Regions from separate parts of the Homo sapiens genome. Here all the other regions are linked to region 2. The links are chromatin loops, found by intact Hi-C in ENCODE. Cell type or tissue: psoas muscle. All regions are shown on one strand.

Region 1 (5,000 bases), 150 kb after region 2:
ATCATTTTAAAACATTTCTTCATTCATGAAACAAATATTCCTGATACATACCAACTACTGTACTAGGCACAGAAGAGTCAAATCTAAATAAAATGTGGTCTCTTAAATTATTCAGTCTCTATAATGGCGTAAAGAAACTTCTATCTTTTCACGGAAAAATATTTCTGCTTTAGAAGACTACTAATCTTACATGGTATTTTTGTTTTGCTTATGTAATAGTAGTAGTATTTGTAGATAATTTTATATAAAGCCATTTCTATATTACATTAGGAAATTTGGACTTATGTATAAGTTGTCATTGTTGGATAAAGTTCACTTATAGTGCCAAGTTAGGAATTCTTGGAAATTATTTTTGAAATTAGTAAAAGAAAGTGAGCTAAAATGCTCTATGCCTGAAAGTTTTTACAGAAAATTTCTTGCGAATACTGTTTTTCTTAAAATTAATGCAGACTCTTTTAAAGGAGGCAGGTTTTGTCTAATCAGATAGTCTCCTTGATGTTTTTCTTTTCTGATCTTTTTATAGAAACAGATATGGTTTGCTGGACACTATGTCCTCTTGGCAACAAATGGTAGTTTGGTAATAAGACAAGCATCAGAGAAATAATGTAAAAATAATACTTTTCAACATTGTATCACATTTATCAGTGCCCAAGGAAAAAATAAAACCTATAACAACAAAAACAAACAAAATAAACAAAATATTTTTCTTGTATTTTGCTTTTCCTTTAAGCTACTGGCATATTTCCCTATTTTCATTTGTCTTATAAGTTAATGAAAATAATGTTTGCCTAGTGTTTCTTCTTCCTTCCATTCCCTCTTTGTATTCTGGCTTCTGTTTTCACCACTGTACTGAAGCTCCTCTGGGTATTGAAATTCCGTTCACTGGGAACGCTCTTTCTTCCCCTCCATTTCAGGGCTGTTTCAGCCTTCAGAGGTTCTCCCAAATTTCATTTCTTCCATGAACTCTGCTGAATGAAAATTCAAATGCTTGTCATATTCAGTAGAATCATATCGTACATGCATTTAATTTGCTTGAATTCAACTAAAGTTGAAAACAACAAAAGTAGCAAAAATGCCTCTCTTCTCCAAGGTAAAGAAAAATTTTGAAACAGCATAGATGCCAAATGTAAGCCACCTACTTAGGTGATCTGTTCCAATGCTAGAGGAGAAACTAGCTGAGTTAGATTTACATAAAGAGATTAAAATATGCACAGAACAATGTACAGTATACTTTATAGGCAATTTGAGGGATTTTTGAGGGGTTATTTTGACCTTTTTTTTTTTTTTTTTTTGCCTTAATCTAACTTTAGAACGGAATCCTTGTGCATGTCACAGTATAGCTGTGTTGAACTAAGTCAGTCATATAATTTAGGACCCTTCTAGGTAACACTTTGATCTTTCTCAAATGTTTCACATGTGGAACTAACTGAGGGAAAATGACTAGCTTAGTTCCTTTCCTATTTTTATTTTTGCATTTTTCAGGGAGGGAAAAATTTGTACGAATGAAATTATAGTCAAAACAGTTTAAAGCAGAGGGAGACAATGCTGTTCCTTTTATGTTTTGTGTTCTCCTGTAGTTTTGAGACTCATGCCTTTCTCAAAAGTAATTGCATGTGACCACAAATATATCACTGTAGTTAGTGTCTATATGAGCCTTATTAGTTCTAAGCCAATACAAGGAATTTATAGGAATGCTTATTAAATATCCAGAGTTTAGTTGTAATTATATATTATTTGAGGATCTTTAATGATACTAACCTTTTACTAGTGATCTTTTAATGGAAGATACTATTTCCTAATTTTTTTCCAACCTTTTCAAAATTGGTTACTTTTCATTTTTGAAGTTCTTAAGGAAAAATTTATATTGATATAATAAGAATTCTAAAATTAGAGTTGAAATATTATTAAAGGACATTTTTCTGTGTGGAACACTAATTAGAGTATGTGTTTAAGGAGGAGATTACAAATGAATTTGGCTAACAAATCTTTAAGGAATTTCACTGTAGTAAACAGATTTTGATGAGTTTCCAGGGCTAATTTGCTAGAAACATTTTCAGAGACTTGGCTTGCCAAGTGAAGATGTATTTAGAGCCATTTTATTTCTAATGTTGAGCAAGAAACTTAAGCCCTTAGCTAGATAGTTATAGAAATTTGTCTTTGATGTTTTCAAGCATATCATGTGTATTTGAGTAGAACTGAACGTTGCTGAAGAGCTAGAAAAATATGGTGCTGTGTCTGCAGGATGAAACCTCTTTTTTTATTTTGAAGAAGCCAGTTTTAGAAGAAAATTTTTGTGAAAATTGGTAATCTAACTATTAGGCATCACATTTTAAAAGACAAAGAGTGCTCTTAAAGGCTGATTTGTGCAAGTATGTCACCATTAGAATGCTTAAAAGAGCCTACCATATATGTATCTTTTTTACCGTTATATTCTGCTTATTCCCAAACATACATTCAGAAAAAGAATGTAGTCTGATGATTCTAATAGAGTTGGGAATCTGGGTCTTAGTCTTGTGCATTTTTTTCTACTGGCTGTTTCTTTAGTATATGTAGAATCAAATTACTTTACATTAAATTTGAGGGAAATTTTATGTATTTTTATGATACATTGTGAGTCAGTGGCTTATTTCCACTTAGTGGTCATGAAATGATAGCAAGTTAGACTTACTGTTTCAGTCTCCTCACTTATACACTCCCCCCTTCCTCATTGCACATGGTGAAAATGAAACATAGAGAAATTAAATGTTGCACCTCAGTTCATTCTAGTTTAGAGACAGTGCCAGGAGAAGTACATAGTTACATCTCAGCCTGTAGGCCCTGTCCCTCATTTGTCTTTTTACTGTTTACTTTACATTTTGAAAGAAATTAGAGAAAAATCATTTATATGGGGAAAAATGAATTATACTTGCCATGAAATTGTGTGCTACCAGGAAGTTATTACCATGCAGCTGCTGCAGTGATGACAGGCTGACATCACCCTATAATGACCAGAACAGCATAGTATAAAAATCTCTCTGCTTGCTTCTAAAATAAATTGAAAACAACTGAATTACCAAAGAAATGTTACTCAGAATGAACAGCTTATAGACAGTGCCAGGTATATTCTTTAAGTACTCTATCCCATTGCAAAAATATGTGTAGGCACACACACTATTAGAAAATATATTCACATCCATATACATATGTACAAATAGACATATATGTATGTGTATATACATGCATACACAGCACACATGTCCACACATATTTAAATTATTAGAACATTACCAAAACAGAAATAGTCATTCAGAATTACTTCAATTGATTTTCTAAAAGGCTGCTTGGAGATACTTTCTTTGGAAATAGTCACTAGAATTACAGTAGTTTAAAGCTACCAGAATGAAATATTCTGGTTTCTGATTCCACTTAGTAAGGTAACATATTCTGTAGAATTTGACAGATTTAACATTGTGAGAGGACTCAGTTCATGAAACAAACACTACCATCTTTTTTGTTGTTGTTGTAATTAAATGACCCTAAGAAATAAAAGTGGAATGCACAGTCTCACTGTAATGTGATTTACTAGGATATGAGCTCCCTGAGGGCAGGGGCTTGATCTGTTTTGTTTCCTGATGTTCTTTTCAGTAGGTGGTTATATTTGTTGTATGAATGGATGATGAATGCCACAGAGTAAGCACAATGTTTTGTTATTTGAAATTTTGTTAAAATAACTACTAAGATGTCTGGAAAACACATTCACAGCCTAGGATGAAAAGCATCCATTGACTGTAATGAATAAGTGAAAAGAAAAAAATAATCAAAGTCTAGAGAAGGTAGAAATTTATTTCTTATGTACTCTCATAGTACACAAGACTATGTAACAAAATTCCAATTGTTTACGCTTAGTAAGAGCATTTTAAAATTTATGGAAACGTGATCATCTTGCAGTTGCCTTAGTGTTCATACTATTACATCACATGACAACTTTTTTATATTGTGTTATTTTATACATATATATATATATATATTTTTTTTTTTTTTTTTGAGACGGAGTCTCGCTCTGTTGCCAGGCTGGAGTGCAGTGGCATGATCTCGGCTCACTGCAACCTCCACCTCCCGGGTTCAAGCAATTCTCCTGCCTGAGTAATTGGGACTACAGGCACACACTGCCATGCCCAGCTAATTTTTTTTTTTTTTTTGGTATTTTAATAGAGACGGGGTTTCACCATGTTGCCCAGGCTGGTCTCAAACTGCTGAGCTCAAGCAATCCGCCTGCCTCGGCCTCCCAAAGTGCTAGGATTACAGGCGTGAGCCACTGCACCTGGCCTATATTGTTATATTTTTATATTATTCGTTAATTCAACAAAATATTGAGCAGCTTTTTGGTGCCAAGCTGCTCAGTGAGGTACCTATGACAGTGAGCATGAGCATAGGGCCTTACACTCTAATGGGAGACAGATTCAAAACAGACAATTACACAGAGTTTAACAGGCTTACAGGGCTTATTGGCAAATATGTTGAAGATGAGGGTAGTTTGATGGATAAATGTCATTAAGCAAGATAGATCAATTAAAAGAGTTCTGAATTTAAAATTGTGTTAAAGGATTTGCAGAATCATTTAACCTATCGGCCTAAATTGTCAGCACTTTGTAATTACAACCTCTTCTATGGTACTTAACAGAAAACCATATACTGATTGGTATAGAACTGGATTTTCATGTTTAGTATTTTTATTATTGTTTATCTCAACAATCTATATACTAATTGATTATTTTTATTGCCATTTTCATTAAATAATAATGTATTTTCTTTAATAGTGTTATTCTAAATGGTTTGTTGCATTCTAAATGTGTGTTTCTATTTTAACATAGTATGTGTTTAGAGTTAACACAAAAGATACTCTGCTCTTTATTTGGTGAGAAAGCATAATGATAATATTTGTAGTGTATAGATTAACAGACAAATCTTAGTAAATTATAAACAATTTTTTGTAGTAGCTTTTAAACTTTCTAAGAAAAGTT
Region 2 (5,000 bases):
TTCTATTTCTTTAAAGAGAAAATGACATAGAGGATCCAGGCTTGCTTAAAGTCAGTGAAGAACTAATATATCAGCCTCAGTTTTCCTGAATTTCATTTAAGTGCTTTCTCTGGAAGATTGCTGTTAGTAAAGCCACAAACATATAAAATAAGGCTTACTATTATCTTCACAAATAAACCCACACATTTAGGGGGTTAGTATATATGCTGAGCGATAGAAATCCAATGGCATATTCCTCTGATTTTCTTTTAGGTCTGTTAGTCTTCATTATAGGAGGAAACAGGATTCAAACATAATTGATCCGGTCTTTTTAGCTTGTTCTTCTAAAACATTTTTTGGTCAAATAAATAATGCTTAGGTAAAGTGTATGCATTCTTACCAACTGCTAGACTAATTTTGTGTTCTTAGCAATTTTATTAATTTTTAATATTAAAATGCCAAGCAGTGAGTTATTTTGTAAGCACTGATTGACTTATCATATTTCTGTAATTGTAGAACTGGCAGGACTTGCTATGAACTGTATTTTTCCATTCAGTTGTTAGTAAAATAAAAGCCCATCCTCATGATGCAAGGGAATAAAGCAACCTGGATATGACATGGGTATTGTGAAAGAGGAGAATCACATCAAGGCTACTCTACAGCTTCGGCAGCTAATAAGGTACCTGAACAGAAACATCAATCTATAGCTATCACCAAATGCGTCACTTACAGCAGCTGATGAACACATTTGCTGGTGCATTAAGGTACCAAATGAGATTGTTACCTTGTGAAGCTGCCACTGACACAGGGGGCAGCTGCAGTGGAGAGAATCCAATGCTCCCATTAAGGAACTGGCTGTTTGCTCCGGAATTGGGGATCTGGACAATGCCATACTGGTTAATTTGCACTGGTGTAGTAAAAGTCACTACAGACCCTCCATCTTGGGAAGCCACTGTTTGAATGCCTTCTCTTTTCACCTCAGTGCTGGGTATCAGGCCTGGGAATGAGACAGGGACACTGGGGCTGTAGGACGTGGTGGTTGCTGAGTTAGCAGAACTCTGGAGGACTTTGAATTCCTTCACGTCCTGGGAAGTAGACCCCAGTATGTCAGTCATGGATATACCATTGCTCACAATGTTTGATGACATTTTTGGTGGGTTCAATGCCACTGCCTGTGTATTTCCCACATTTAATCCATTAAGGATAACTCCACTGGGTCCCTGAATAAAAGAATTTCCATTAAGGAAGACAGGTGAAGTACTTGCAGGTACCAAGCTTCCATTCAACAGAACTCCAGAAGAGCTTAATGATATCTTAGCATTTCCAATTTGTTGCATATATACTGGCTCCATATGACTGGAAAGGCTGAGGTTGGTGATGCCATCAGATGAACTGGAGAGTGGGTGAGGAGATAAATCCTCATGTCCCTTGCTGGATTCATCTTCAGTGCTGGGGTTGCCATCTGACTCACTGTATGGAGGGGGAAATCAAAATGTTCAGAAGGTCAGGGGGATGACATTCTACACAGTGCCACTTGTTTGGAAAACCAGCTTCTAAATCCATTAAAGGCAGTATTTAAGGAAAGCACAGCAGGATATCTGCTAGTCCTATTTAAACTAAGAGGCCTTTCAGCAGATTCCGACCAGCCAGAGAATCTGGGAAGATAAACTCTCAGATCCCAATCATTTAAAATAACAATAAATTCAGGGAAAGTCCAGACATCTGCAAGATGTAAATTCAGCATTACAGGAGAAGAACATATTTGATTTTACAGTGTAGAAGTGCTATTCCTTACTGTTACATATGCTGCTACTGACACCATAGAAAAAAACACCTTAAATGAGGTGGTCGGTCTTTCCTGTTTAGGAACTCCTTCCCCTCCCCTCAAACCAATTCAGATTAGTGTTATCTTGGAGGTAAATGAAGCTGCCAAAGGAGCAGGAGGTAGGAAGTGCTCAGCTTTTCTTTTTTGGTCAGTTAGTTAACAAGAGATCGTTTTCTCACCTGCTCCCAAACTTCTACTCCACCAGACTGACAACTCTCTCATTCAACAAAGTGGCTGTCCTTGTTGTAGGAAAAGGCACTTTCAACCCAAGAACAGTTATGTGCAGTCGCCTTTGAATCCAAAGGAAGCCAAAGGGGCCTATTTAACAAACACCATCCAGTGCCCTGGTGAGGTGGGAGGGAAAGGGTGTCACTCAGAGGCCTTCTAACTATTAGACCTCTTCCCCAACGTCCTTGGTCCCTCTGTTCCAGGCAGGACCCTGTTCCTCAGCTCTCTGACTTGGGAGAAATACCAAATCGGGGTTGGGGGGTGGGTAGTGATGGGGTTTCCCATTTGGTCTGAGGCTGGGAGGGAGAGCAAACGAGAGCAGAACAGAGGCGTTTTGGAAGCGCAGCAGGACTTGGCCCAGCAGAGGATCCGACATCCCCGCAGTGCCCCGCGGTCGGTTCGCTTTCATGCCGAGGGGAGGGGATTACCCGGGCTTTGGGCTGCGGGGCCAGGAGCGCAGAAAGCGCTTTGATTTACAAGCTGAGGCTGAGCCGCCGTCGCCGTCTGCGAGGGTGACTCACCGGGGGTGCGGGTGGGAGGTAGATCCGGAGAGGGGCCTAAACCAGGCAACTGGGCCGGCGGCGGGGTGGGTGTGGAGTTTATGGGGTGGGGCGGGGGGGACGAAGAAGCCAGCAGTGGAGCGTGGGGGAGTCCCAGGGAGCGTGCCCGGCTCGCGAGCGGAGGCGGCGGAGCAGCTGGCCTGCTCGCGGTGCCCCCTTGCCACCCTCTGCCCCGGCCCTGCGGATTCCGTTGGTTTCCGAGCGCGGGATCCGCGGCCTCTAGTGGGCGCAGGGCAGGTGGCTCGGCGTAACCAAAGCGCCTTCTCTGGACCTCTCCGCATATCTGCGGAAGGCGCACGCACATCCCGGTGCACCTTTTGTTTTGGTTACCGCGAGGGCCGGATAGGGCACCAAGCCTCCCTCCCAGCCTTGGGCGAGGAACGCCGGAGCCCGAGCCGTCGGACCCCCACAGGGGCCCAGAAGCGGCAAGGGCGGGCTGAGACCGGCTCTGGAATGCGCTGGTGATCACCTTCACCTGGCGCAGGCGGGCTGGATCCCCGGCTCCCAGTTTGCTTCCCCGAGAAGAACCTTCGAGCTGCTTTTGGATTCTTTCTCTCCTATCCCCGCGGGGCTGGAGACACCAGGTCTTTAGGCGACCTTCTCCTTACTTTGTTTCGTCCAACAAAACACACAGACGCACACACCAAGTGTCTGACTCGGGAGGACGCACAAAAGAGGTGGAAAATCCGGTATTTTTTTTACCAGAGGGGGAAAGCAGTCTGCCAGGCAAAAAGCTCAAACCCAGTGGGGTGGGAGCGCCCCCACTCCTTTGCTGCCGCCCGCCGTAAGCCGGCCTGCCCCCCACCCATAACTACCGTACCAGGAGGGAGCCAAGCAGCGTTCGGGGGCCGAGGGAGGAAGCAGCCCTTCAGCCCTGCTACCCCGGCTGCGCTGAAACCCGATCCTAAGGAGTTCAGAATCAGGTTTCAAAACATGACAGAGCCGAGCTGCACCAGCACCCCACGTTGCCGCGGCCGCTAAGGGAACCATAGGGGCAGGGTGAATGATTAACTCTGTCATATGAAACCTCGACGTTCCGAGACCCCTTCTGCGCCGCCAGTCCCACAACACTCTCTTCCCTTCACCAGAGCAGCCACCGCGACCTCCAGCGCAGGCCCGGGGGGCGGCTGAACCCTGGGGATCCGGGAGCGTGCGCGCGCGCCAGGCCCGGTGTGACCTCGCGGAGGTGCAGACCCCGGCCGGCGCCGGCAGTCTCTGCGGGCCTCGGGCGGCAGGGAGAGCTACGGTGCCGGTGTCCACATTTGCTTCGTTAGCCCCTCCAGAAACGGGGAGAGGGTGGCAACTTCAAAGCCAGCGGGATGGGGGTGGGAAGCTGGGCAGCAGTGACCAGCCGAGGTGGGGGCGGGGACTGAGACCTAGGCGGGCGACCAGAAACTTCTGGGGGGAGAGGGGGAGGGTAAGGAGGGAGGTTCCCCCGCCCCCCGCCTCCGCCGCCCCCTACCTCTGCCGGCCGGGGAGCGAGGTAGGGGGCGGGGAGAGGTGGGCAGCCGGACCAGGCTGGTGGGGAAGGTAAGCGCCATGTTTGCGAGCACTTGGAGGAAAAGAAAGCCGGGAAGGGGGTGGGGGAGAGGAAGGGGGAGGAGGAGGAAAGTTGGCGCTCACCTTTTGGACTGGGTCTCGGAGGGGTTCCTGTCGCGCTGCCGGCGGTTCTTGAACCAGTTGCTGACCTGGGTGAGGGAGAGGCCGGTGATCTTGGCCAGGTGCCGCTTCTCGGCGGGCGAAGGGTAGCGATTCTGCTTGTAGAGCTCCTTGAGCGCGTTGCGCGACTTCTCCTTGAAACAATACACCGTCTCCTCGCCGTCCCAGATGGTGCGGGGCAGGGGGAATTTCCTGCGCAGCCGGTACTTGTCTACGGCTCCCAGCGGCCGGCCGCGGGCTCGCTCGGCCTCGGTGTAGCGCGCCTTGTACCAGAGCTGCTGCAGCAGCGGGTGGTTGGCCGACTCGAAGCTGTGGCTCTCGAGGATGCTGTAGAGCTCGGGGTAGATGCCCTGGTGGAAGGCCACGAGCGCCCGCGCCTTCAGCAGGCTCTCGTTGCCACGTAGCAGGTCGCTCTGGGGCAGGGACCACAGGAACCGGGCCAGGCGGTCCAGGTTGCCCCCCTGCTGCAGTGCCTCGCACACGCAGGCGACGTGGTCGGGCGAGAAGGCCAGCGGGGTCTGCGCGGCGGCGGCGGCGGCGTGGTGGTGCCTGCCCAGAAGTTCCGAGTGGAGTTGTACCTGATCCGCCGCCGCTCCGGCCGCCGCCGCCGCCACTGCCCCTTCCTCTCCGCTCACCCTGGCGGCAGCGGTCGCGGCGTCCCCCGGCTCCAGGGGAAAAGGGGCTGGAGCCGGGGGGCTCAGCCCTACCGCCGCGCCCCCCGCCACTTCTCGGTGCGCCTCCTGCCCTTC
Region 3 (5,000 bases), 470 kb after region 2:
GAGGCCAGGGGATATATAAGGATTACAAAAAGGAGAGTTGCTCCAACATAATGAAAAGAATGTAATGGAAGGTTGGCAATGATCTCCAATTCCAGACTAGTGTGCACTTTTAGACCATTGCATTTGAAGGGGCTACTGATTAAGGCTGTAAAATGTTTGCATAATTGTGGTTTATTTTATAGAGTAGAGGTCCAGGGTCACTTCATTACCCAGATTCATTATTTTGTGTATTCCCACCCCCACCCCACCCCACTGCAATTTCCTTGAATACTTAGATTTGATAAGCAATTAAAAAATAACTGTCTGGCTTGTTTTCTGAAGATTGGTGCTTTCCACGGACTGAGTTGCCGAAGACCGGGAGAGTGTGTTTTCATATGGAAGGTCACATCTATGCATCAGAGGCTATTTATCTTTTTCTGGCCATTCATTTAGAGCAGCCGCAGTTTTCTGAAGAAGCCACATGCACCACACTCCAACAGCAGAGAATGATTCGGTTCAGAGTGGGTAATGGCAGGGCCATGGTCTTGGTTTAGGGATATTTCAGAACTTTAATATTTTGGTAACCCATGCTCTATAAATCATTGAATTACATCAAGTCTATTTAAAACCCCTCTGGGCAGCTGTTTAAAATGCTGTCACTGCAGTAAGCAATGTCCTTAGAGTCACATGGCAGGTTGGGGCCAAGAAGGGGATGGGTTTTGTTTGTGTTTCTTTAACTCCAGTTAGGTTTACCCTTTGACTCTCCACTTCTGTGAATAGTCCCTCCATTTCCAGTTATTTTAAAGTCAGAATATGAAGGCCGCTTAGTCCATCGGGGTTAAGCCTTCCCATCAAATCAAATTCTTCTTCCTTGCATTCTTCTCTTCAAGCCATTTAGTGAAACAAGCACAAATTGTTAACTTCAGATTAATATGTTTAATAAGTGAAATCTGGACTATTTCAGGAAGGCAGGCAGGCCAGCAGTCTGGAGGATTGGTTGCAGCTGAGGGTTCCCGTGGGCTTCTCCTGGGTCATTGCTGGGAGCTGAGACCACCTGTGGAGCACCTGTGGGCAAGGCGGGCCTAATTACCCCAGAGATCCTGGCTTTGCTGGTCTTGCTCTCTGGCCTCCAGATTTGCTCTGATTCTGACAATGCAGTGGGTATCAGAGCTCAGGTCCAGAGGAAAAGCCTGGAGTGAGTGAGGCTGCGAGCTTCCTCTTCAGAACTCTGCATGCTTATCGGGGTGTAATGCCTGCCTCCTGCTGCTGCTCCAAGCTCCTCCAGGAGAAGGACGCTGCTTCTGCCTGGTCCAGGATCGTATCAGGGTCTGGGTAAGCATGTGCTTGAGTGCACAAAAAGAAAAATGTAGCGTCAGCAATCTTGTTCAGAGTTTTTCGATCCGAAAAAAATACAAATTAAGAATGGAATGTGCTACTTTAATTTTAGCAGACATAAATATTGTAACCTTAACAAAATCAAATTTCATTTTGAATTCCACACTGCATGCGGGGTGGGAAGAGGACATCCTTATCTTTTCAGAGCCTTGGGCCCCACAGTGGTCTTTATCCTTCTCTGGCACATAGTGGGCACTTAATAAATTATCCAATCAGTTCATGAATACTACAAACTAAAAACAGGGGCTTTGAAGTCAAGATCTGAGTCTGACTCTTAGCATCCCACTAACTCGCTGTATGACCTTGGACAGATAGGACAACCCTTTTGAGTTTCAGGTTAATTTGTTGGGAGGATTAGGTGAGATAACGCATGCTATATATTATATATGTGGTCTCTATTAATAAGGAATGGTATATATCTAGCATAAAGTATGCCCTCCATTGGATGTGCCCCCGGGGCACCCATAACTGTCCTGTCTTGAGAGACAAGTGCTGGCTTTACCTCTGCCTTTGCAGGTTAAGGAAAGAGGGCAGAGGGGAGGGGAGGCGGCCCAACTTTCTGTGCCTGTCAAGGCAGGGTTGGGTAGCTGCGGGCTAGGAGGAGGATGCAGGCTCAGCTTCTGCCCCCGCCCACAGCCTGCAAACCGAGGAAGGCTGGCCCGCGGCTCTCAGGCAGTTCTGGCTCCGGCTCTGGCTCCGGCTCCGGCTCCGGGTCGGGCTCCCAGGCAGCGGCTCGGGCAGGCGGCCTTGTGGCTCCGCAACCCAACCTCTTCCCCTCCGGGCGCCTCCCGGCTCCGGGGTCCTGCTGCCTCTGGGACCTCCTCACCCCCAGACGTTGCTGTAGTGTGTGTGTGTGTCGGGGGGGTGGGGGGGTGGTGTGGTGTGTGTGTGTGTGTGTGTGTGTGTGTGTGTGTGTGTGTGTGTCCGGGGTCCTGCTGCCTCTGGGACCTCCTCACCCCCAGACGTTGCTGTAGTGTGTGTGTGTGTGTGTGTGTGTGTGTGTGTGTGATGGAGTTTTGCTCTTGTTGCCCAGGCTGGAGTGCAGTGGCAGCAATCTCGACTCACTGCAACCTCCGCCTCCGGGTTCAAGCGATTCTCCTGCCTCAGCCTCCCGAGCAACTGAGATTACAGGCGCCTGCCACCACGCCCGGCTAATTTTTGTATTTTTAGTGGGGACGGGATTTCACCATGTTGATCAGGCTGGTCTCGAACTACTGACCTCAGATGATCCACCCGCCTCGGGCTCCCAAAGTGCTGAGATTACAGTCGTGAGCCACCGCGCCAGCCCGTTGCTGTATTTGAACAGAAAAAAGCAATAGTACATAAAACAAAAGGACAGCACTGGGATCGAAAGACGATCTGCTCCTTCGGAAGAAAACACAGGGTGCGGCGGTGACTCGCAGAGCTCCCAGCGCCCCAGCGCCCCCGCGAGGCCCGGGCAGCGTCCGCGCTCCCTACAGGGGGAAGCCCGCCGGTGTTTGGGAATCCCAGCGGGGTCCCCAGCTTGCCGATCTCCCAGCCCTGACCTTACTGAGATTTCTCACTAGGTCACTGTTTGTTAAGAAAACAGAGTAACAGAAACGAGGCAAAGTCCATAATTTTCTTCTTGCAAAATTCTCAAGTTTAGGGCAAAGGCAAAGGGGGGATGGAAGTGTGCCCCGACTCTGTAAGATATTCCCCTTCTCGGAGTTGTCTCCAGTGCAGGGCCTTTCCCTTGTCTGCCTGCCTTGAGATGCTTCCTTTATTGCTAACAGACTGCACTGAAATGTTATCTCTCTCTCTCTCTCTCTCCCCTTCCTCTCTCTCTTGCTTCTGTTTCTTCCTGAGAGTAGGGGAGGCACATTTTCCTCTCCCCTCCGTCCCTCCCTCCTTCCCTTCCCTTCCTTTCTTCCTCCCTTTCTCTCTGTCTTCCTACCTTCCTTTCTTTTTGGTTGAGTGTATGTTACTTGATTTTTTTTTTTCTGATAATGACCACACTTTTTAACCTGTTGCTTTCTTTTAGGAAGTTTGACCTTTTTTTTTTCCTCTCTCATCACTCGCACTCTGCCAAAATGTAAAGCAAATGTTCAGAATTAATTTCTAATATATGGGTAGAGTCCTCCTCCCAAGCCAGGTCAGTGAAACCCCTGAGATATTTTTTATATGGTCTTTGTTGTAATGGTACTACCAGTTTTCTACCTGATAGCCCTGTTTCTTTCTCTCTCCCTTTCATTTTCTCCTTCCTTCTCTCTCTCTTTTTCTTTCTGGGACAGCACAAGGACTTGTTCAATTTCATCTTCATCAATTGCTAGCTTTGTGACCTTGGATAAATCATTTAGCCATTCTATGCCTCCACTTCTTTATCTGCAAAACAGAGTTAATAATGTCCAACCTATAGGGTCATTGGGCTGATAAAATATATTACATATCATAATGTACTCTCCACATAGAATACACTCAATGGGGACTGTTATAATAATAAGTTATGGTGCTGCTCTTCTGAATAAAACAATTTTTCTCATCCTCACCACCCACCTCTGCCCCCAACCCTTTAAGAAAAGTTTGGTTAATGGGTTCCAGGCTCTGGGATCTTAGGTTAGTCAGGTCTTCACAGTCCTTCGACTTAAATATTCATATCATTGTCCCCAAAAGAGAGACCAGTAGTTGCTTCCCACCCGAACATCTGTATCAACCTTCTAGTCTCTCTGCCTCTACTCATGCCCTATTTAGTCCATTCTCTAAACAGCAGTCAGTATGGTCTTTTAAAAGCAAAAATTCAAGAGAAAACAAGCAAACAAAAACCCCAGGAATTCCAGATTATGTCATTCCCTTTCTGGAAATCCTTCAGTGGTTTTTCTCTTGTACTTAATGTGAAATCTAAACCGTGTTCTCCAAGACGAAGGCTTGCCCGTGTGGTCCCACTCCAGCCTGTCTCCCACCACCCTGCCTCTTGCTGTGTTTCCACTCTAGGACCACTCTCCCACCTTTCTATTCTCTTGAAGGCAGGACGCTCCCCGCTCTGAGGCTCTGCACTCACTGTTCCTGGCCTGAAACTCTCTTCCCCGATGGACTCCCAGCTCATATGTCACTTCCTCAGAGATGCCATCCCACTACCTGATCTAAAGTAGCACCCACACCCCACCCCCAGTTACTTGCTATTTACTTTACCTTATTTCCATAGCACTGAAATTATTTATTCATCTATTGATCAAATGAATGAACCCACAATTTAGGGTGAAAAAAATAACTTGTAAACAACCAGCTCAAGCCAAAAGACCACAGAAACAAATGCAATAATAGCTTTCAATGAAAGGAGAGTCACAGGATTAACTAATTTCTAAAATCAAAACAATGAAAAAGATTATTATTAATAAGAAATCTGATTCTGTGGCCTGTGGTCAGGACTTGGGTGAATATAATTCTGCACAAAAGAGAGAAAATCTGACTTCTCTCAGCCTGAAGAAGGTGGAAAAATTTTCTCCAAGCAGCTTCCGTGAAAGTGAGAGGAGGGAATGGGTTTGTTATTGTAGCTATGACAATCTCCTATGTATTCTACACTTACACTGACTGAGTTTGTTAAGGTAACCAGATTTTGCTCACCTATTTTTTTCTCAGGCTCTCCCGAAAGGCCTGTTTTCTTGACTTAA
Region 4 (5,000 bases), 480 kb after region 2:
GGTTTCCATCCCAGAGAAATGCACATCATATACATGTAAGTGGCACCAAGTGGGATGAGGGGCTTCTTCCAAAGGCTGGAACCACAGCCCCCCAGGGGGCTCTGGGTAAACATTCCTAGCCCCAGTGGTCTTGGGTTCTTTTGTACCTATCTGAATGCTATTACACGCCCACCCATCCCAAGGTTCAGCCCAGAGATGGGAGAAAACAAGGACACTTCTGAACTTTTCACTCACTCTTCTCTTTTACATAGTCCCAGGTGGGAGTTCCACTTCCTCTTCCGGTCTGTGTCTTACCATTCTAATCCCAGGGCACAAAAAGCCTCAAGGTTTCGCCTTAAGGGTGGATGGGGTACATGAAGGAAAAGTAGCTTACAGAAATGGGTACACAATTTTGGGAGGTATTTGAAAGGTATTGTCTCCTGTACATATATAGATGCATGGAAAATGGTCTGCAAGGATACAGGCCACTTCAAAAGCAGTTGGCACCTCTAGGGAGAGCAGTGGGGGAGGGGAGGATGCATTCATGTAGGACACAGGTAATTGTGGGTTTTTTTGGTGCTATGGACATTTATTTAGTGCTTTTGTATGTTTTACCCATTTTAATCATCACAATAGCCAAGTGAGGTTAGTTTTTATCTCCACTTACAAAAAAATTAATAGACTATTCTTTGAAAAGTTTTAGGTTTACAGAAAAATCGTATGGGAAGTATAGAGAGTTCCTATATACTTATCCTCACGCCCTCCTCCCCAATTTCGCCTATTATTAATATCTTGCATTAGTGTCATACATTTGTTATATTGATGAGCCAATATGAATACATTATCATGAACCAAAGTTCATGGCTTACACCAGGTTTCACTCTTGGTGTACATCCTATGGGTTTTGACAAATGCACAATGTCATGCGTCCACCATGACAGTATCATACAGAATAGTTTCACCACCCTAAGACTCCCTGCGCTCCACCTGTTCATCTCTCCCCCTAATTGATTTTTTTAAAATCCCTGATTATCCTGCTTGCCCTGCATGCATTTCCCTCTTACCCACGAAGTGAAACCTGGTCCACTGCACCTGTTCCTTCAGTTACTGACTGCTGCCTGTGATAATAGTAGCATGAGTGGTCTTCAAGCACCTCATATCCTGCCACTACCGCCACTTGTCAGGGGAAAACCCAGACAGGATGAGATCCACATTCCCAGCTGTCCCTGTCTTCCAAGGAAGAGAAACCCTAAACCAGAAGCTAAAGAGTGAAACCAGATATCCCAGGGAAGGGGTGGGGGACGTTAGGTCCCCAGTGGTCTGCGAAAGAGGTGCCAAGCCAGAAGCCCCAAAGTGCTGGGAAAGCCAGCACAGAGAAGCAGATAATGCCAGGAAACATCTCAGGCATGGTGGAGGGGCTTGGGGGGTACTCAAATGACAGGACTGAAGATTTGTGAGGATTTGTGAGGCACTCAAAAATTGCAGAGCGATTATGAACACTAGGGAGCTCTCCTGCTTCCTGGAAAAAATCAAAGCCTGACTCCCAAGGTTGGCATTGGGGGCATCTCTTGTGGAGACAGCTCAGAGTGAGGTTGGGAGATACTTTTCTAGGAAGTGTTTTTCAAATATTTTTTACCGTGACCTACGGTAAGAACATATTTCAGGTTGAGCACGGTGGCTCACATACGTAATCCCAGCACTTTGGAAGGCTGAGGCGGGAGAATCACTTGATCCCAGGAGGTTGAGGCTGCAGTAAACCATGTTCACACCACTGCACTCCAGCCTGGGAGACAAAGAGAGACCCCGTCTCAAAATAATAATAATAATAATATATTTCATATTGGCATCTAGTGCACACATGTGGTGCACACACAAATACCCACACACTTTCAGCATTAGCTGGGAACTTACTAGAAATGCTAGCAATAATCAGAATCTGCATTTTAATAAGATTCCCAAGTAATTATGATGCATAGAAAAGTTTAAGAAACTGCTTCGGGGTCCCCAAGCTAAAGATGAGTAAATTATAATGTATTTAACTAATGTTAAATACATTAGTTAATCTCACTCCTTAAGTTTCCTCCCTTGGCAACCAGAGCCCTTTATAAATTGTCTAAATACTGCAGGCTGGGATTCTGTTTTCCATCCCTCTAAAAACCTCACCACATAATAACTAAAACTAATAACTTACTTGTATTATCAAGCTAACCATGTGCCAAGACCTGTTCTAATGCTTTACTTCTATTAACTCTTAATCCTCTTTGTTACTTTAGTAAGGTAAATTCCATTATTTTGCATTTTATGTATGAGGAAATTGAGGGATAGAAAGTTTAAATAACTTTCCCAGGTCACGTAACTAATAAATGGAGAAATAAAAGTATAAAAATACAAAAGGGAAAGAGTAAGAGCAGGAAGTGTATAAGGGATAGAAAATGGTCAACAGGCCAGGTGCAGTGGCTCACACCTGTAAACCCAGAACTTTGGGAGGCCAAGGCAGGAGGATTGCTTGCACTCAGGAGTTAGAGACCAGTCTGGGCAATATAGGGAGACCACATCTCTACAAAAATAAGAAACAAAAATATTAGTCAAACGTGCTGGCACATGTCTGTGGCCGCAGCCACTCAGGAGGCTGAGATGGGAGGATCACTTGAGCACAGGAGGTCAAGGCTGCAGTGAGCCATGTTCATGCCACTGCACTCTAGCCTGGACAATAGAGTGAGACCCTTTCTCAAGAAAAAAAAAAAAAAAGAAAAGAAATAAATAGAGGTATAGGGCATTCTATCTAGAATTATGGAGGTTACCACCAAAAGAACTAAAAACAAGTTTAAATGAATTATTTCTAGAGAATGAAACTGAGTAAGCTCTTCCATACTATTTTATTTGTTACCATGTATTATTTGTTACTGAGTAAGCTCTTCCATACTTAGTAAGTTCTTCCATACTATTTTATTTCTTACCATATGCTTTGTATTATTTTGATGACATTTTAATTCTAATTTAAGCTTAATATAGTATTTAAAAAGTCCTGGGTTCTCCTTGGGACCAGAACTTTAAAAGATAAGAAACACTCATGACCAGTGTCACCAACATTGGAGCAACAGTGAAGTCTAAGCACATGATCTTCAAGAGGAAAGCAACTCGTCCGTGAGCCTGGAGGTCCTCCTGCACCTGGAATAATTATTTCCATGGCCAACAGTGACAGATGGGCTTCATTGTGTTTAAAGAGCCCATGGGTTTCCTTATAGAGGACCAAAGGCCTTCAAGAGAGCCCTGGCCCTGCCCCACTCTGTCAGTCAGGATTCTGACAGGAAACAGAAGTAGTTGAGATTCTGAAGGCAATTCCATAAAGTGATGAGTTACTGAGGCATGGGAAGGGTAGACAAGCCACAGGGGATGCTGAGCAACCAGGGACTAGCAACCTTGGAAGCCCCATTACCACTCCTGGGCTTCCAGGGGAGAGGCAAGGAAGCCCAGTGGGAGCTGTAGATGTGATTGTTGCTTTATCCTGAATTCCCTTAGCCCACATCTGAGTTGACCTGTGTGAGGTGAGCACTTCCTGCCGTGCTGACAGCTTCCCACCTCCTCTTCCCACCTTTCCCAGGTGTCTCTCCTCTCTGCTTCCCTACCTGAGGGCTTTCCCCAGTTCAAGGAAACTGGTTCGGCCCTTGCACAGGACAGAGCTAAAATACAGGTAAAACACCCCCAGAGGCAACAAGCTAACTAGGAATGGTAGTCGGTGGTGAATATGCAACATTCCTTGGTCGGGAGATTCTGAGAGGAATTCCGTACTGTTCCTCAAAGCCCAGTAGGACTGATCCTCTGATGCCCACAGTGGCAAATGTTCATCAAAGCTCCCTCTTTTGGGTTTTCTTCCTTCTCTGTCCCATTTCTCCTTTTCCTCACATGTGCTTCCTGGCATCACCTCTCTAATACATCATCTTCAGCCAGCACTTTTCTCAGCATCCACTTTTGGGGAAAAGGTACCAAACAATGACACCATGGAAAGGAGGCTGCCCATTAGAGTCTGTAATTGGAGGGAGAAGGGAGGAGTTAAGATAGGAAGGTCAAGTTCAGTTTATTGGTTTATTTCTATAGTTAAGATAGGAAGGCCAAGTTCAGTTTATTTCTATAGCTGCTGTAACAAATTATGAAAAACTTGGGGGCTTAGCTTAAAGCAACTGAATTTATCTTCTCACAGTTCTAGAAGCCAGAAGTCTGAAATCAAGGTGTCATCCGGGCTGCAGTTCCTCTGAAGGCTCTAGGGAAGAAGGCTTCCTTGCCTCTTCCTAGCTCCCAGCAGTTCTTGGCTTCTAGCTGCATCACTCTAATCCCTGCCTCCATCTTGACATTGCCTTTTTCTCTGTGTGCCCTCTCCTCTTCTTATAGGAAACCAATCATTGGATTTGGGGCCTGCCCAAATTCACTGTGACTTCGTCTTAACTAATTACTTTCACAAGACCCTATCTCCAAATAAGGTCACATTTTGAGTTTCCAGGTAGATATGAATTTTAGGGGACACTAATGAACCCACTATAGGGGGGAACATGGAGAAAGATAGGGGAGTACTCAGACTTCCATGTCTTTCCATCCAACAATCTCTTTCAAGAGAACAAACCCAATTAGAAGCAAGAGGGCAAATGAGATTGGGATATGCAATATGCAGATTCAGCATCCTGGGGTCCAGAGAAAGGTGAAGGTGACCTGGAGACAGGAGGGGAGCAATGGGGAGTAATCTGCCTCTTTTGCAAAGGCTTTATTTCTCCTGTGATTAGAAAAAGAAAAAAAAAAGATGTTGGTGGGGCACGGTGGCTCATGCCTGCAATCCCAGCACTTTAGGAGGCCAAGGCAGATGGATCACCTGAGGTCAGGAGTTCAAGACTAGCCTGACCAACATGAAGAAACCCCGTCTCTACTAAAAATACAAAATTAGCCAGACGTGGTGGTGCATGCCTTTAATCCCAGCTACTCGGGAGGCCGAGGCAGGAGAATCGCTTGAACCCAGCAGGTGCAGGTTGCAGTGA
Region 5 (5,000 bases), 410 kb after region 2:
ACACATGTACATATGTGGACAACCCAGGCTGCACATCCAAGCTGCATTTCCACACCCCACCAGAAAACTGCCACTTGGCCACTGCTGGAAGCTGGGGAGTTCACATCAGAAATGTGGGCCATCTTTCAGAGGACACACCCGGGAAGAAGCTACAGGCTGGGGTCATTGGACTGGGCACCCCCAGGCTTGTTACCTGGAGCAAGTTCTAGAAGAAGGCCTTGCTGGATCGAGGTGGGCCCGTCTCCATGGTCCCACTAACTTGTCTTGCTCATGGAAAGTGGTATGACCCAGGAAGGGCTAGAATGGAGCCCCCAAAATGTGGGGCCTATGGAAGAGACCCCTTGCCAGGATCTAAGTCTGCTGCTGAGTATGACCAACTCAAGCTGTCCAAACTGGATGCCAAATCTGCTCCTTCCTCTACATTCTGCCTCATGAAAGTTTTCACTGTCTCCTGCAGGAGAACCCTGACAGCCTGGCCTTAACCCCTCACTTCTCCTCTTTCTCCATCTCCAATGCAGCATTCAGTCCTGCTGACTCCAACTCCTTCAGGCCTCTAGAATCTTCCCTCTTTCCCAGCCCCTGGCTACGCCCAGTGACAGTTCTCACTTGTGCCAGGACTAATTGCCTGGCCTCCTGAGTTGAACTCTTCTCCTCCAGTCTCCACACTGCCAGTCCAGCAATCTCTCCCTGAGGTAAATATGACCTTACCACCCCCTTTCCTACCTAAAGCTCTTCAGCGGTGCTCCCTATGCCAGTGGGATCAAGCCCAAGCTCCTGAGCCCAGCACACAAATCCCTCCGTAGCCTGACTGCTGCCCCTGGCCTCTGACTCTCAAACCTTGTCAAATATTCTTACAGTTAATGCAACAAACATACCATTTCCTGTTTCTTTGCTCACACTGCTCCCTCTCCCTGAAGGGCCTTTTCTCTCCTGCCTGCTTGGTTGATGTGAACTCACTTTCTCCTGCATGGAAACCTTTCCAATATCCCCTACTCTTCCTTTCCTCCCCAGGTAAAATTGATTATCTGTAAGCTGAACTGAAGTCTACATCATAGCAAATAAAATAAAATATTTTCTACGATTTAATTGTTCACAAATCTGTTTGGTTTTTTGTTTTTTTTTTTTTCCACCAGACCATAGTCTCTCTAAGGTAGGGGCCACATTGTTCTTGGCAACCCTGTGCCTGACACCGAAACACGTGGTGAACTGAAATGGAAAGTGTGTATCTGATCAATGCTGGTTGCCACACATCTAATCCTATGTTGATGAGCACATGTCATTTTTTGTTCTTAGCAGCTATTATATATGGTAACACTTTCTAAACAATGGACAGAAACTGATCACAAGTTCCAGGCAGGCATGCAAGACAGGGGGAGTCCATAAAAGGTGCTCAGCCTTGCTGAGAACCCCTGGTATCACCAGCAGCTGGAAAAGCACCCAGAGTCTGCAGCAGTTCCAAGCCTGTGGACTTTGTGTCTCAGGTACCAGGGTTATCTCAGGATGAAAGTCAGGCCAGTTCCTCCAGCCACTTGGCTCTGCATCCCCTTCTCCTACAGGAGGGGCCAGCAGGGACTTCTGGTTTACCTTTGGAAGGGAGGGAGAGGGGATAGGCCAGGCAGGTATGAAACCTACTCAGGTATTCAGGGCCCAATAGGCAGCTTGTCTACTTGTGACTCATCGAATGGGCAAGGATGCACACAGGATGCGACGCAGCCCTGCCCTGGAAGGGCTCATACTCAGTGTGGAGGCCAGGGCAGTAAACCAATGAGGTGAATATGAAAGACCTGCCAAGGGAGAGGCAAATGCCAAAGGATGAGTGCACCCGGGCAGAGACTTCTACCCACCTCCTTCCCAAGACCATGTGCTCCCCTCCCCTCACACAGGGGTCCCTGTCCCCCTTGTTCCCTGATCTTCTGTCTGCACAAACTTCCCGCTCTGTCTGGACCGCTCCTCCCACTGTACCACGCACAGCCTGTTCCTTTCCATCTTCAGTGTCCGCTGAAATGTCCTTTCCTCAGAGGCTTCTTCTGTCACCCCCTTTATAGCAGCTTCTGTACTTTAAACTGCATTATTTGCTCTCAGCTTCTTGTTTATTTCCTTGAAAACATGAATTGAAGGAACCATCTTATTTATTATGTGTATTGTGTCTCTAATCCACTGGCTCCATGAGGGCAGAGGTTGCATCCATGTTGTGTTCTCCTGTGTTGACAGCATCTGGGACATAGTAGAGGCTTAATAATTGTTTACTAAACAAATGAAGGAAAGAAGTGCTCTTGTTGGTTCTCTGGTAGGTGGTGATGAGAGATGTCATGGGAGGTCCAGAAGTCAGGACATTCAAAGAGGGCCTAGTAGCATTGTCAAGCGTTTGCCAGATGGAAGAGGCATTGCAGGTGTGTGAGCAGGGATGTGATTCTGAGGGTGATGAAGGGTGGTGGTGGGGATACATGTAGCCCACCTGGGGAGGTAAAAGGGGGCAGCTATTGTCCCTTTTTGGGGGGATGGCCCCTCTCCTTGATGGTTGGGACAATGAGGTAAACTATTAAAGGTCCATGTGGACACATCTACCCCTGGGGCATGCCCATCCAGGCTAAACAAAATCAGCACAAGCTGAACAATTAGGACTCAGAGAGCTACCTGAGGGATCTAACAAGGACAGCAAGGACACTCAAGTGACCTCAGATGATTCTGAAACCTGGGAAAAAGACTCCACAAGCCCAGGCCATCTGATCATGAGATGCATCTCCTGACTGCCTCTGGCTGTTCACAAAGAGCTGGCCAAGGACATTCCGGCTATGCCAGGCCACCGGGCCAAGTTCCCAGGGACAGCAATCCACCGCCTCTCTCCCCCCATCACACCCAAGGGAAGCACACAAAGTAGGCCTGGGTCCATGGCCTGGCAGACACCTGTCCCCGGCTTTCTGGGACAGTGCACTGCATCAGCTGCCAGCAAAACAACCAGCCCCTTTTCAATGGGCCAGTGGGCAGGGCTGCCATTGGCGGAGCCCTGGTGATTTACGACACCCCGGCTCAGTGCACCATCAGGGAGCTTCCAGGTAGAATCTCCAACTTCACCAGGCAAGGGCTCTCCCTTCCAGTGATTTATGGAGCCAGAGTGAGCCAGTTGTTTTTTTTCCCTTTCCCTCCTCCCTCCTCCTCCAGGACAAATAGGTTTCACATCGCTGTGGGCACTCTGGTCTGCAATGACAAGACAAAGAGGTTCCACTTGTCCCTCTGCCCCCTGCACCTGCTGTCAGGGGATGATGGTTATTGGTCAGCAGCCACATCCATTTCACTGGCACTTTTAGCTCTTTATGTGGTGCCGGCCACAGCATCAGCCACAGGGCTCTCTCGATGGCTTTGCTGGTTGCTCAGATATATTGCCTATCTAGAATAGACCTGCCTCCAAACTACAAGGTCAAACTTTCCTCTCCTGACCTAAATTCCTTCCTTCTTTCCTTCCTTCCTTCCTTCCTTCCTTCCTTCCTTCCTTCCTTCCTTCCCTCCCTCCCTCCCTCCTTCCTTCCTACCCTCCCTCCCTCCTTCCTTCCTTCCATCCAAATAATCCATACATCTTGATTTCTTGGCATAAGACTCCAGGGGGCTGGGGTTGCCTTCCATAGCAAGAGAACAATCATGAAGCAGCTGGTGCCCTGAGCCTGCTTTGTGTTGTACAATGAAGGGCCTTGAGCTTTTTCAAAGTCATGTCTTAGCTCCAAGAGGTCAAAAATGAAAGAAGATGGCTGTCCATCTCTGTTATTCTCAGGTGCCTTCGCATTGCTCTGGCGCTACATCAGTGCAGTGGTGTCCTCAGGGTCAGGGGGGTAGCAGGGAAGAGGCACAGCCAAGACAGAGTGGGAGGGAGACTGAGAAATGCCTCCCAGCCTCGCCAGCTTTGGGAGTCAGAGGTCCTTGGCAAAGAGCCTTCACTCACTTACACCCCCAAGAAGTGCCTGGGAATTTATCAGGAGAGGCTGCCATCTATGGAAAATCACAGACAAAATGCAACACCAATCACTCTGTGAAGTCCAGTCCCTTTTCCTCTGTCATGCATGGGGAAGGAAGAAAAAGTGAGCAGTCAGTCCGGCACCAAGCCCACCCGCCCTCACCCATAGCAGCCCCTCCACAATCCACTCAAGAGAACTGATGTAAGCCAGGCTGATTGTCTCAGCTCCAAATGTGGCAGCCAGCAGCAGAAGGACTTGTCAGGTCTCTGGGATGCCGGGGCTGCTTCTCCAAGGTTACCAGGCTGCTGCATGTGGCTTCATCTTTCTGTTCTCTGGCGGCCTTCATGGGCTTCTGTAGCCTGCCTGTGCACAAGACTGTGCTGGAGACTATGGGATGTGTTGGGGCCCTGTTGTTCGGGATGTTGTTGGGTGTGGGAGAGGCACTGTTTCAGCAGCCCCTGCTCTCAGGGTGATGGCATACTGTGGGTGATTAATAATATATGCTAGCATTTTGGGGCACTTACTCTCTGCCAGGCACTGTGCTAAGTACTTTATTTATATCATCTCATTGAACCCTCTCGACAGCCTGTCAGGAGCACACTATTGCCTGATTTTTGCAGATGAGGAAACTGAGCTTTAGGAAGATTAGATAATTATCCAAGATCACATACTAGTAACAGGGAGAGCCAAGAATTGGACACATGATTTAAATTCTCGTGTGCTTAGTAAGTTGTACAGCCTTCTTCTATGAGGGTTATTGGGAATTCAGATATTTAAGGAGCACTAAGAAAATTAGTCAAAATTCCAAACAACAGTTAAAGCCAGGCTGTTTAGATAAAGCATTTTCCAGAATATGGGCTGGGACAAGGCAGGAACACATCAAACCCTTCAATTCCTCGGATGAGTCTAAGGCAGCCACCAGCTGCAAATGGTTTTCTCTGCTCCTGAGAGGCTCAGAACACACCTCCTAGCCTCACCTGGATTTATGTGGCTGGGATGAGGCCTTGACAGCAGAATCCCAAAGACGTAGACATCTTTGAGGGGCCTCTATTCTGC
Region 6 (5,000 bases), 530 kb after region 2:
TGGGGGAGGTTGTAGGCATGTGGGGCAAGAAGTAGATGGGAACTCTCTATATTTTCTGCTCAATTTTTCTGTAAACCTAAAACTTCTCTAAAAAAGCCATTTTTTAAAAAAAGGTCTAGCATATTTTAAAAAAAGATATAAAGGAAGCAGAGTGAAAGTGGATCTTTTAAACATTTGATTTAAATATCAGTGTTCAGCCACTGAGAGGTTTGGAGTAGTCAAAAAGGGATGTTTTATTTTTTAAATTTTTGTGGGTACATAATAGGTGTATATATTTTGTGGGTACATAGTAGGTGTATATATTTATGGAGTACATGAGCTACTTTGATACAGGCATGCAATGTGTAATAATCACATCAAGGAAAATGGGTATCCATCCCCTCAAGCGTTTATCCTTTGTGTTACAAACAATCCAGCTAGACTCTTTTATTTTTAAATGTACAATTAAATTGTTACTGACTATAGTCACCCTGTTGTGCTATCAAGTACTAGGTCTTATTCGTTCTTTCTAATTATTTTTTGTACCCATTAACCATCCCACTTTCCCTCCACTACCCTTCCCACCCTCTGATAACCATCCTTCTATTCTCTATCTTCATGAGTTCAGTGGTTTTGATCTTTAGCTCCCACAAATAAGTCAGATCACGGGAAGTTTGTCTTTCTGTGCCTGGCTTATTTCACTTAACAAAATGACCTACTGTTCCATTCATGTTGTTGAAAATGGTGGGATCTCTTTCTTTCTTATGGCTGAATGGTATTCCATTGCATATATATGCCACATTTTCTTTATCTGTTCATCTGTGGATGGACACTCAGGTTGCTTCCAAATCTTGGCTATTGTGAACAGTGCTGCAACAAATATGGGAGTGCAGATATCTCTTGGACATACTGATTTCCTTTCCTTTGGGTACATACCCAGCAGTGGGATTGCTGGACCATAGGGTAGCTCTATTTTTAGTTTTTTGAGGAACACTAAATCATTCTGTAAAGTGGTCGTACTAATTAACATTCCCAACAAAACTGTATAAGGGTCTTTTTTTTTTTTTTATTTGTTTTGAGATGGAGTTTCGCTCTGTCGCCCAGGCTGGAGTACAGTGGCACAATCTTGGCTCACTGTAACCTCCACCTACTGACTTCAAGCAATTCTCCTGCCTCAGCCTCCTGAGTAGCTGGGATTACAGGTGCACGCCACCACGCCCAGCTAATTTCTGTATTTTTAGTAGAGACAGGGTTTCACCATGTTGGTCAGGCTGGTCGCGAACTCCTGACCTCGTGATCTGCCTGCCTCAGCCTCCCAAAGTGCTGGGATTACAGGCATGAGCCACCGTGCCCAGCCGAGGGTCTTATTTTTAACATGTCTTTTTTGATCCAGCTCCATCCTCACCAGATTGCTTCCCTCAGTATGGAAACCCATGCCTGCCTCCCTTGGTGTCATATCAGAACTTGGCCGTGGGGCAGCATGATTCCTCGTTGGTCTGTCCTGTGGCTTCAGGAGAAGGCCTTGCTCTGTGGGGAGGAAGGAAGACCGTGACTTTCTCCAGCACACCTTTCCCATGCACCCACAGATTTGGGATCTGGTCTCAACAACCCATGTGAATTTGCTCTGAGTTCCTGACAGAGGAAGCTGCTAAAGTTAAGAACTAACTTCCACCCTTAGTGGACAATCACTTGAGATGCACCAAGGGTTGGACCACCTTGCTCTGCCAAGGTCAGAGCACTCACTGAGGCCAAGCTCCACTCTGGGATGAGATATCTGGCTGAGAGTGGCCTGGACAAATGGAAACAGAGGCAACGTGACTTCCCCTTTCCCTATTTGCACAGCTTGATAATGACACACAGAAAGGAGACACAGTGTATATGTAAGTTTAACAGCACAAGTAAAACTAATAATTTTCCAATAAGAAGTGACCAATTTATTCAAAATTTGAGAAGTTTAAAGTACAGACTTGAAGCCTACTGTTCAAACACAGTCATTATTAAAGTATACATTTCTCAAACATTGCAATCCCACCTCCAAAGCCACAGATTCTTTTCTCCTTAGTCTCTCAGGCCTGAAAGTCTTTGTCCGTATTTCTTCATTCTGCAGCCTGACGGTCACGCCCCTGGTACTGAATACACACACACAAGCAAGGGACTCTTCTGAGCGTATGGTGGGCAAGAGAGACCTCTGCTGGATGAATGATGGCAAACAAGCGCTGCTCGGCCTTAGCAGAAAAACAAGAAACAGTTTTTACAGTGGTGCTTTTGGAGGAGGAGAAAAATTGTTTTTGTTTTAAAATCACCTTTTAAACTCTATGAGATTAAAAACCAACCCCATAATATATGTTTTTTTAGGTTTCTAGAAACACCGTTTGTGGACTGTGCCATTTCTACAGCCCTTTAATACTTATGTTAAGCAATTTTTTAAGAGCTCCGTATATTCTGCACCCAGGTTCTAAGAGCAGCTTAACTGCCTAATAGCTGGACTGTTTCTTTTCTAATTGCCTGCCAGTGTTGCACATTTTCTGTGCACAGGCAGGGATGCGTGAGGCATGATTCTCATAGACCCAAAATCAGGATGGACTTCAAGACTGAGTTTTCAGAACTCCTGGGGAAAGGAGATGTGTTTGAGATAGGTCAGCAGGGGACAAAAGCATTCAAAGAAAACTTGGCACACCTTGCCAGACTTTTCCCCTTGGCTGCATATTTTCAGAATCCTTAGGTCCTTCACTGGGGTGGGGGGCAGGGAGAGTGAGTGCTTTTGAAAAGAGGAAGTTCCCTTGCACACAGCATATATCCTGATGCATTAAAATATGCTCAAGTTTGCAGTGTCCTCTTTACACACTGTGTTTCAGGGGCACAGCAAAGGCAGAGCTTGGTGGTTCAACTCTCTGCCTCTCATATAATGCCTAATTATACTGGTTTCTAATCTGACTCTGCCTAATTAGGCAACGGTGCGCAAGTTTTCCAAATTTCCTAAGCCTCGGTTTCCTCCTCTGCAAAATTGGATTGGTTGTAGTGTCCACTGCAAAGTGTTACTAGGAGAGTTTGATGAGATAATATATGGTCAGTGCTTAGCATAGTGGTGGCTGGCCTATAGTAAATGTTCAATGAACACAGGTATAATTATTAAAGGTGAGGTAAACACGTACACAAATGTTTGTGTACATGTTTCCTTCCTTCTTCCCTCCCTCCCTCCTCCCTCCCTCCCTCCCTCCCTCCCTCCCTCCCTTCCTTCCTTCCTTCCTTTCTTCTTTCAACAAATATTTATAGAGTTTCTACTATGTCGAAACTCTATGCGAGACATTGAGGAGTATAAAAAGCTGAAAAAGTTATGTTTCTATTCTCAGAGAGCTTTCAGTCTCTCTCATGTTTTATCATTTGGATATAGATCAGTGATTCTAAAAGCTGTTTGCTAACATCCCAGAATGGCCTTAGAAGAAAATTCCCCAAATTCTCAGGAAAATAAATAACAAGCTTTTACCTGAAATATTGATTTATGCCTTTCCAATCTTAAAAGACAGAAAAAGTCGTGATAAAAATCATGCTAGACCAGGCACGGTGGCTCATGCTTGTAATCTCAGCACTTTGGGAGGCCAAGGTAGGAGGATTGCTTGAGCTTAGGAGTTTGAGACCAGCCTGGGCAACATAGGGAGACTTCCATCTCTACAAAAAAATGTTTTTAATTAGCCGGGTGTGGTGGTGTAAGCCTGTAGTCCCAGCTACTCGGGAGGCTGAGACGGGAGAATCACTTGAGCTCGGGAGGTAGAGGCTGCAGTGAGCTGTGATTACACCACTGCACTCCATCCCGGTGACAGACCCTGTTTAAAAAACAAAACAAAATAAAACAAAACAAACAAACAAACATAAAAACCTACTAAAAGATTGGCAATCATAGATGTCAATTTTTGAGAGGAAAGTTGTTGGTAGGCAAGCCTTTAATTTTGGGCAAGAATAAAAGCAAGTTGATTTTAAGGTTTCCCTGGCTGTATGAATATTTCTTCCAAAGGACATGGTCAGAAATCTCCAGGGAATTTCAAATCTCTTTTCTAGGGAGAATCCAATTTTTCTGGTGTAGACCAGCATCGCCAAACCATCATCAGTGCAGCATGGCTTCCTCCTTCATTCCTCCTTCACCAGCTCTGTACTGCCGCCTGCCAGGTTCCAGGAAGGGCGGTGATGCAGATCCGTGAATAACCAAGACAACATCCCCTGCCTGGGAAAGCTGCCCTGTTCCATCCTCACTGCAGTCCCACACTCTCTCAAAGGGACCCTTCAAGATTATGGCAGCCCTTCTTGCTGCGCTATCAGGATTAGGGCTGGAGTTGTGAACCCAGAATAGCAAATTCAATTCCTCTCAAATCAGTTTCTCAACGTTGTCCTCTAACCTCTTAGCAGGATTGAGGGAGTTTCTTTCTCTTCATTAGGCAGGTTGTGGGACTCACTTAAACCAAGCAGCAAAGAGGTTAATTGACCAGGTTTGTGTTGTTATTTATATGTCATGTAAACACCCAGCTGGTCCTGGCCTTTACATTTGGCCATATCTCAGCAGGGATCACAGGATAAACTTGACACTTGTGAGACTCCCCAGAGAGGTCTTGAGATTGGGAACACATTCTTTTGAAGTGTATCATCCGCTTCAATCTATTCTTTAGGCCAAATCCTAATAATCACACCTGTCCTCCTTGTAAGGGTCCAATTGTGGATGAGGCAATTTTTCCTTTTTCTGTCCGAAGAAGAGATTATTATCTTAAAAAAAAGACAGTCTTGTAAGAGGCAAATTCAAATACAGATTAAAATAATAATAATACTTAGCATTTCCACCCCACCTTTCATCTGCAGAGCTCAAAGTACTTGGCAAACATTAATTAATTCTCAAAACAGCCTTATGAGGTGAGTAGGGGTATTATCTTTATAATAATATATAAATACTGGCTGGTTCATGAAAGCAGCCACTTAAAAGGGACAGTGCTACAGGATTAGTTTCAAAAACAGTCTTCTCACCTGGTCTAGACTTAATA

What was found. Peaks named below come from ENCODE experiments on the same cell type or tissue, not always from the same donor. Only the 100,000 strongest peaks of a DNase experiment are listed, where the experiment ranks them.
Region 1: it touches region 2 in a loop (2.5-fold over the local background); 8 of 110 quality-filtered maps call a loop at or near these places.
Region 3: it touches region 2 in a loop (4-fold over the local background); 8 of 110 quality-filtered maps call a loop at or near these places.
Region 4: a loop joins it to region 2, with 1.8 times the contacts of the local background. A loop is called at or near these places in 5 of 110 quality-filtered maps.
Region 5: a loop joins it to region 2, with 3 times the contacts of the local background. A loop is called at or near these places in 2 of 110 quality-filtered maps.
Region 6: it touches region 2 in a loop (2.4-fold over the local background); 24 of 110 quality-filtered maps call a loop at or near these places.

Annotation. Positions count from the first base shown.
Region 1 is chr14:60,865,035-60,870,034 of GRCh38, forward strand. All of the region lies in intron 6 of MNAT1 (MNAT1 component of CDK activating kinase), which reads left to right. Among named protein-coding and RNA genes, the nearest start is that of TRMT5, 110 kb to the right of the region's middle. In psoas muscle, no CTCF peak of the experiment used is centred here; no DNase peak of the experiment used is centred here; H3K4me3 peaks cover 1,842 bases; H3K27ac peaks cover 3,404 bases.
Region 2 is chr14:60,718,997-60,723,996 of GRCh38, forward strand. It overlaps SIX4 (SIX homeobox 4), which reads right to left. Exons shown (of 3, transcript NM_017420.5): 1 at 4,216-5,000; 2 at 764-1,449. Among named protein-coding and RNA genes, the nearest start is that of SIX4, 2.9 kb to the right of the region's middle. RefSeq lists silencers at 3,420-3,489, 4,768-4,837. In psoas muscle, a CTCF peak has its summit at 2,828; DNase peaks (open chromatin) are centred at 2,555, 3,755, 4,515, 4,625 and 1 weaker place; H3K4me3 peaks cover 5,000 bases; H3K27ac peaks cover 4,385 bases.
Region 3 is chr14:61,186,358-61,191,357 of GRCh38, forward strand. It overlaps a transcript of PRKCH not described here. Among named protein-coding and RNA genes, the nearest start is that of TMEM30B, 92 kb to the right of the region's middle. RefSeq lists an enhancer at 2,927-3,026. In psoas muscle, a CTCF peak has its summit at 2,810; DNase peaks (open chromatin) are centred at 2,044 and 2,794; H3K4me3 peaks cover 3,825 bases; H3K27ac peaks cover 5,000 bases.
Region 4 is chr14:61,202,052-61,207,051 of GRCh38, forward strand. It overlaps a transcript of PRKCH not described here. Among named protein-coding and RNA genes, the nearest start is that of TMEM30B, 77 kb to the right of the region's middle. In psoas muscle, no CTCF peak of the experiment used is centred here; no DNase peak of the experiment used is centred here; H3K4me3 peaks cover 1,171 bases; H3K27ac peaks cover 3,914 bases.
Region 5 is chr14:61,127,831-61,132,830 of GRCh38, forward strand. No RefSeq gene overlaps it. Among named protein-coding and RNA genes, the nearest start is that of SLC38A6, 150 kb to the left of the region's middle. In psoas muscle, no CTCF peak of the experiment used is centred here; DNase peaks (open chromatin) are centred at 2,891 and 4,202; H3K4me3 peaks cover 272 bases; H3K27ac peaks cover 5,000 bases.
Region 6 is chr14:61,250,802-61,255,801 of GRCh38, forward strand. It overlaps a transcript of PRKCH not described here. Among named protein-coding and RNA genes, the nearest start is that of TMEM30B, 28 kb to the right of the region's middle. RefSeq lists enhancers at 3,968-5,000, 4,142-4,902. In psoas muscle, a CTCF peak has its summit at 2,176 (motif pointing left); a DNase peak (open chromatin) is centred at 2,130; H3K4me3 peaks cover 428 bases; H3K27ac peaks cover 3,759 bases.